Linked DNA regions of Homo sapiens: region 2 is linked to region 1. Evidence: chromatin loops called from intact Hi-C (ENCODE). Cell type or tissue: IMR-90. All regions are shown on one strand. Each heading gives the region's core, and the rest is flanking DNA. Links, peaks and the distances in the headings are about the cores only.

What was found. Peaks named below come from ENCODE experiments on the same cell type or tissue, not always from the same donor. Only the 100,000 strongest peaks of a DNase experiment are listed, where the experiment ranks them.
Region 2: it touches region 1 in a loop (9-fold over the local background); 2 of 110 quality-filtered maps call a loop at or near these places.

What each region holds. Positions count from the first base shown.
Region 1 is chr2:210,194,120-210,196,941 of GRCh38, reverse strand. ACADL (acyl-CoA dehydrogenase long chain) reads left to right here. Exons shown (of 11, transcript NM_001608.4): 9 at 1,604-1,731. Among named protein-coding and RNA genes, the nearest start is that of KANSL1L, 24 kb to the right of the region's middle. In IMR-90, for the core only: a CTCF peak has its summit at 1,284 (motif pointing right); no DNase peak of the experiment used is centred there; H3K4me3 peaks cover 210 bases.
Region 2 is chr2:210,398,161-210,400,982 of GRCh38, reverse strand. All of the region lies in intron 1 of LANCL1-AS1 (LANCL1 antisense RNA 1), which reads right to left. Among named protein-coding and RNA genes, the nearest start is that of LANCL1-AS1, 75 kb to the right of the region's middle. In IMR-90, for the core only: a CTCF peak has its summit at 1,360 (motif pointing right); no DNase peak of the experiment used is centred there.

The sequences.
Region 1 (2,822 bases), core at 127-2,626:
ATCTTCTGAGAATGTGTCCCACCACCCTCCTTTGAGAACACAGCTGTGGCTTTGGACTTGGTAGTACCTAGGTGGGATGTGTTTAATTTCTAGTTTGAGTTTCACTGCACCACCTTTGCCTGTAACTTTCCATGTATATGCTATTAGCCACAGTGAAGTTCTTACTCATTTCACAGCAGAATGATCAGAACTGTTTCTATCTGAATTTTCACAAAGAAGATAGGCCAGCTGACCATATCTGGGCCTTGGACCTAAGAAATCAACTAGAATGGAGTATACTTTTGGAGCTACCCAAAGTGGGAACCCAGTATTTCAAGTTCAAGCCAATTTCCTGAGGGAGGCTCAAGAGTCAGTGCCAAAGAGAACAGATATACACTCCAAGTTCAGAGTGTGAGAGCCTAGAGTCAGGAATGAAATAAAGCTTGATTGAAGCAAGGACAGTCAGCAACAATTGAGAATGGTCTAAATAGAATGATTTCCAAAAATGCTAATGGGTTGTCCATGGCCAGTAGGAGGAGGTAGGTACATAGCTATATTAACATTGATAATCCCAGACCATTCAGTCCAAGCTAGAGACTGCTAAACAAGCTATTGAGAGGTACGGGAGGTGTATTCATCCATTTTCATACTGCTATGAAGAAATACCTGAGACTGGGTAATTTATTAAAAAAAAAAAAAGAGGTTTAATGGACTCACAGTTCCACATGGCTGGGGAGGCCTCATAATCATGGCGGAAGGTGAAGGAGGAACAACAGCACATCTTACATGGTAGCAGGCAAAACAGCGTGTGCAGGGGAACCACTCTTTATAAAACCATCAGATCTCATGAGACTTACTCACTATCACAAGAACATCATGGGACAAACCCACCCCCATGATTCAATTATCTCCCACCACGTCCCTCCCACAACATGTGGGGATTATGGGAGCTACAATTCAAGATAAGATTTGGGTAGGGACAGAGCCAAACCATATCAGAAGGGATAATGTGAAGGGATGAAAGAGGATGAGGGTACTGGATTTTGATCTCTTTAGTACTCTGATTTTATTCTATTGCTTTCTACAGATCTAGATTAAATACTGTGCAATATTAAATAATACCTTATATTTTGATGTTTATGAACATATATAGAAACCCCTTGTCCCTCCAGATGTTAGAAGCAGAGTAGCAAAATCTGTATACTTAATTTCATTAATAAAGAAAAAAATCTTCAAGGATTTAATCTCTGGAGGAAAAAGCAACAGGTGTTTTCAACGGCTGTACCTAAATAACTGTACCACAAGATGGTGCTCACACATTAAAGTCATGCTGTTTTTCAAGAATTTTGCCTCGTCTAAATTTTACAATCTGAAACAAGACATTGTTTATGTTTTAAACTATTTTTGCATCTTTTAGTACAAATTTCCTTAGCACTGAAATATAGTGAGTTTTAAATTTAAGCTGATTTGGTAACAAATGCCATTTTTATGGAGGAAAAAACCAACAATTCCACTTTTGTTTGCCCTAAAGATCTTTTATTGTATAATTTCTGATATGTTAAGTGGGTTGAAGTTTATATTTCTACCATGCTCACTTTTTTCTTTTATTTCCTTTAAATTCAAGACAGTGCAACATAAATTAGCAGAATTAAAAACACATATATGTGTAACCCGAGCATTTGTGGACAACTGTCTCCAGCTGCATGAAGCGAAACGTTTGGACTCCGCCACTGCTTGCATGGCGAAATATTGGTATGCATGCTACAGTAATTAGAGTGCGGTGTGTGCTCAGACTGATATGGAATTCTGCCAATTTTAAGCTCAGCCTTGAGGGTCTTAAAGGAAGAAATCTGTGAAATGAAAAATAAAAGTGAGACTCCACTTTAAAAAAAAATGCTAAAAAGTTCCATTAAGCATATGTATAATGTGCTAAAAATGTTTCAAGTTGGTATTTAATTTTTTTATCCTAATAGGCAAGCAAAGTTAGTATTTAATTCTTAACTTGCTATTGAAAATAAAATATTAAGAGTGGGAAAATGAAGAGTGATATTGATAGGATGACTGATTCATTCATTCAAGTAATAGTTTAATTTCAAATTATCTGAAGAGTGGCAGTATAGTGAGGCTGAAAGGGAACAGTAAAACTTAGGAGTCTTGAGATAGAGTCCAAATTCTTTTATTAAATAACTATAATTAAACTTAATTCCATCCAGGAAAATGTTTTTGTTATCTGTGAAATGACTAAGTTGGACAGGATTTTTCTATTTAAGGTGCTTTCCAATTTTAAGAAAAAATTCAGGAAGAACTGGCTGTCCAATCAAAGTTTCACAGGCTCTATTAAGTGAAAGGAGAATAAAAATCCTATTAAGTTTAGAAAGACTTCGATTTGAATTAAAGATTATTAGCAATGGTGTTAAAGATGAGTTGAATGAAAAAACATCCCTGTATGTCAGACTTTTGTATATTTTAAGATTTTAGAATATACAGTCTAAATCAGATTCTGGAAGTAGATTTGGTTTCCTCTTTTTAAAAACAAACATTCTCCCATATCATTAGCCCAAGAGTAACTTAGAATAAATTCCTGTCATTATTCATTAACTTGTGTTCAGTTCAATCACAGGTAGAACAGGGGAAATATTTTGTGCTTTATATAATGATCCCATAATAACAAAATTGCCAGGTTGAAAAATAATGTGGAATTACTTTTCAGAAACTTGCACTTTTGAGGAGACTTTTTATATTTACATTTACAAGAAGTTCTTTGACTAGTGGCAAAAAGTGTAAAAAAAATTTACATATTTTTGGAAAAAGAGAAGTTTGGATAGCCATTGACCTTGTTATTT
Region 2 (2,822 bases), core at 71-2,570, 200 kb before region 1:
TTTTCTATTTCCCACTCCTCTATGTTGTCCCTTCATCTGAACTTCCTAAGACAATTAATAGTATTACCAAATACCTGGGTGTTCAAGGCAAAAAAAGTTGCATATTATCTCAGACCATTGGTTTTCAAAATGCAGTGTGGAACAGCAACATAAATTTTTATTACCGAGAACTTGACAGAAATGCACATTCTAGGGTCCAATCAAGACCTGCTAAGTCAAAAACTCTGGAGGCAGGGAATAGCAATATGCCTTAACAAATCCTCCAAGTGATTGTGATGTTGGTCAAGTTTGAAAACCACTGTTTCAATATCAATCATCCCTTTATTCCAATTCGATCTATAGTCAGTCAATCAGTCATACTTCTGTTCTTTTGCTCATGACTTCTCCTCTCCGTAACTGTAGTACACCCTCCCTTTGAGAGCATGCACATCCCAACCCCTTTTCTGCTCAGCTTCTGTCTTAGCTCAATTAAAAGGCAATTAAAAGATCATCATAATCTCTCCCCACGTTACCTCAAGTACATTAAAAGTGCATGTACATTTCACTTTAATTTTTCTATTAAAATTTTAATAAATTTTTAAAAGATTGTTATGCTTTTTCTTTTGACAATATTTGGCTACAAATATTGTTTAATGGTTTTAATAATTGGCTGTGATTTTTTAGAACTCATCACACATAACCAGGAATTCCTGAGAAGTGAAGGTGTCTAACCTAAAATTCATGAATACTCAGTTTTAAAAATAGAGAAGTTAACATTATATTTTCTATAGACATTTAATTTGAAATTTGGTAATCTTAATTTTCTGTTGTTGTGTTGCATTTTAGAATACACACCCATATTTATAGGCCCATGAAAAATTCCTATGCCCAAATAACTATGTCTGTATTGCTTAACAGACAAAATGATCCTGCTCTGGTTTGTTCCCTGCACAAAGATGTTCTGGGAACAATGGGTACAGGACCATCCACTGTGATGCTGACAGAAGGCAGCTTGGAGAGAACACTCGCGAAAATATCTGTTTATATATACAGTATGTCTTCCCCACCAGACCCTCCACTCCTTTCAAGAAAGGACCCTGTTATCTACACCAGACCCTCTGAGTATATGCAGTGTGTAATGCTTATGGGTGCACAGAAAATGTGTGTTAAACCACCAAATTGAAATAACAATTTCACCAGCTAGAGAAATGGACTTAGAAATGTTTACTTAGATGTATTACATATAAGTTAATGATGCTATGTTTAACTTAGTTTTACTTTCTATTTTGTTTAATATAGCTTTGCTTCCTACTCAATAGTAACTACCTAGTTATTAAATCTGTCTAATTATTAAGGCAGATTTTTGTCCAGCAGATGTCAGTATAGCTCAGTTTAATAATTTCAATAGTTAATAAAGTTGAAAAACTAATGGAGATGATAGGAGAGAAAAATATTTGCACCCAGAATGGCATTTCTTTGTTGACATTTGAGGAAATTGTGTCTGAATAAAAAAATCCACATAACCATTCAAGCATATTGGAAACGCTGGAAGTACTGATTTCATAGCAAACATGGTGTTAATGCAAAATTTCTTCCACTTTAAAGTTCAAAGTGGTTTAAACTAGATGTCAGGTTATTGTTAGCTATAACCAAAATCAAAGGATGAGAGACAGTGCAAGGCTGTGTGTATATATATATATGAATGTGCAAATGTGAGTTCTGTTGCTGATTAAGACTGTTTTCTGAAAATAACTTTATTTCACTTTGCCAATTATTTACATCTCTTCTTTCTCTAAAGTAATATTAACCACCCCTCTATACCTTTTAAAATACAAAAGCTTTTCCATGGCTTTGAATTTAAAAGGAGAGAGAGCAAAGTAAAAGGAAGCCCAGTTTTTTTTAATTGAAGGAAAATTCACATAAAATCCACCAAGCCCAAAGTGTTTTGAAAGAGACTCAAGCCATCACACTGGCAAAGTATTATAATTAACATTATCTATTATGATTAGGCTTTTCCTAGCTCTGAATAATATCTAATTTTCTTATACCTAATAAAAATTAGATATTTCCAGTAAGCTTTAAAAGGCATGTTTTTATGTAGAAGTTGTCCTGAAATCAGGCCTTGTAACTTTTGGCCTCTGAATCTCTCTCCAGGCTCATATCTCCCTTCAGCCACCACTGTTCTCCTCTCTGCAGTCCAAACACACTTTCATTTCAGTTTCTTGATGACAGACACGTGAATTCCCACCAAAGGACCTTGGTAGTTGTTGCATAGAGGCCTCTCAGGGCCGCTGCAGAGACGGGATGTAGGTATGCATAGAAGGTGGACCAAGAGTCTTTCAAGGCTTCCCACCACAGTCTAACTAGGGGAGATCAATTTTAATCAAGTGGCTATAGTGGTAGCTATTCCCACCTGTATTCTTATTCCAGCCAAAAGTAAATAAAATGGCTCTTTTGATGCTCAATCTTCCCCAGCACACATGAACAATCTGAGACTCAGAGCTCTGTCAAATCTTTTTCATATTCTCCTTCACTTTTTCCCACCCACAGTCCCATCAAGCCTCAGATTGCCCTAAGAATCCCTGATGTACCATTCATGATGGATAGCCACTTATATAAAAATCACCTTCCTCTGCAGCAGCCCATTTACTGTACTTTTAAATTACCATATCTTAATTGGGAGAAAGGAAGTTTAGATTCTCAGCAATATTAGAGGATAAAAAAAGATAAGAAGCAACTGACTTTTATTAATAACTTTGTTGGAAAGCAGCAAGGCAACATCTGGAATACTTATTACCCACTTGGCATGCTGTTCATCTCCCTGGGTAAGATTCAACATGACA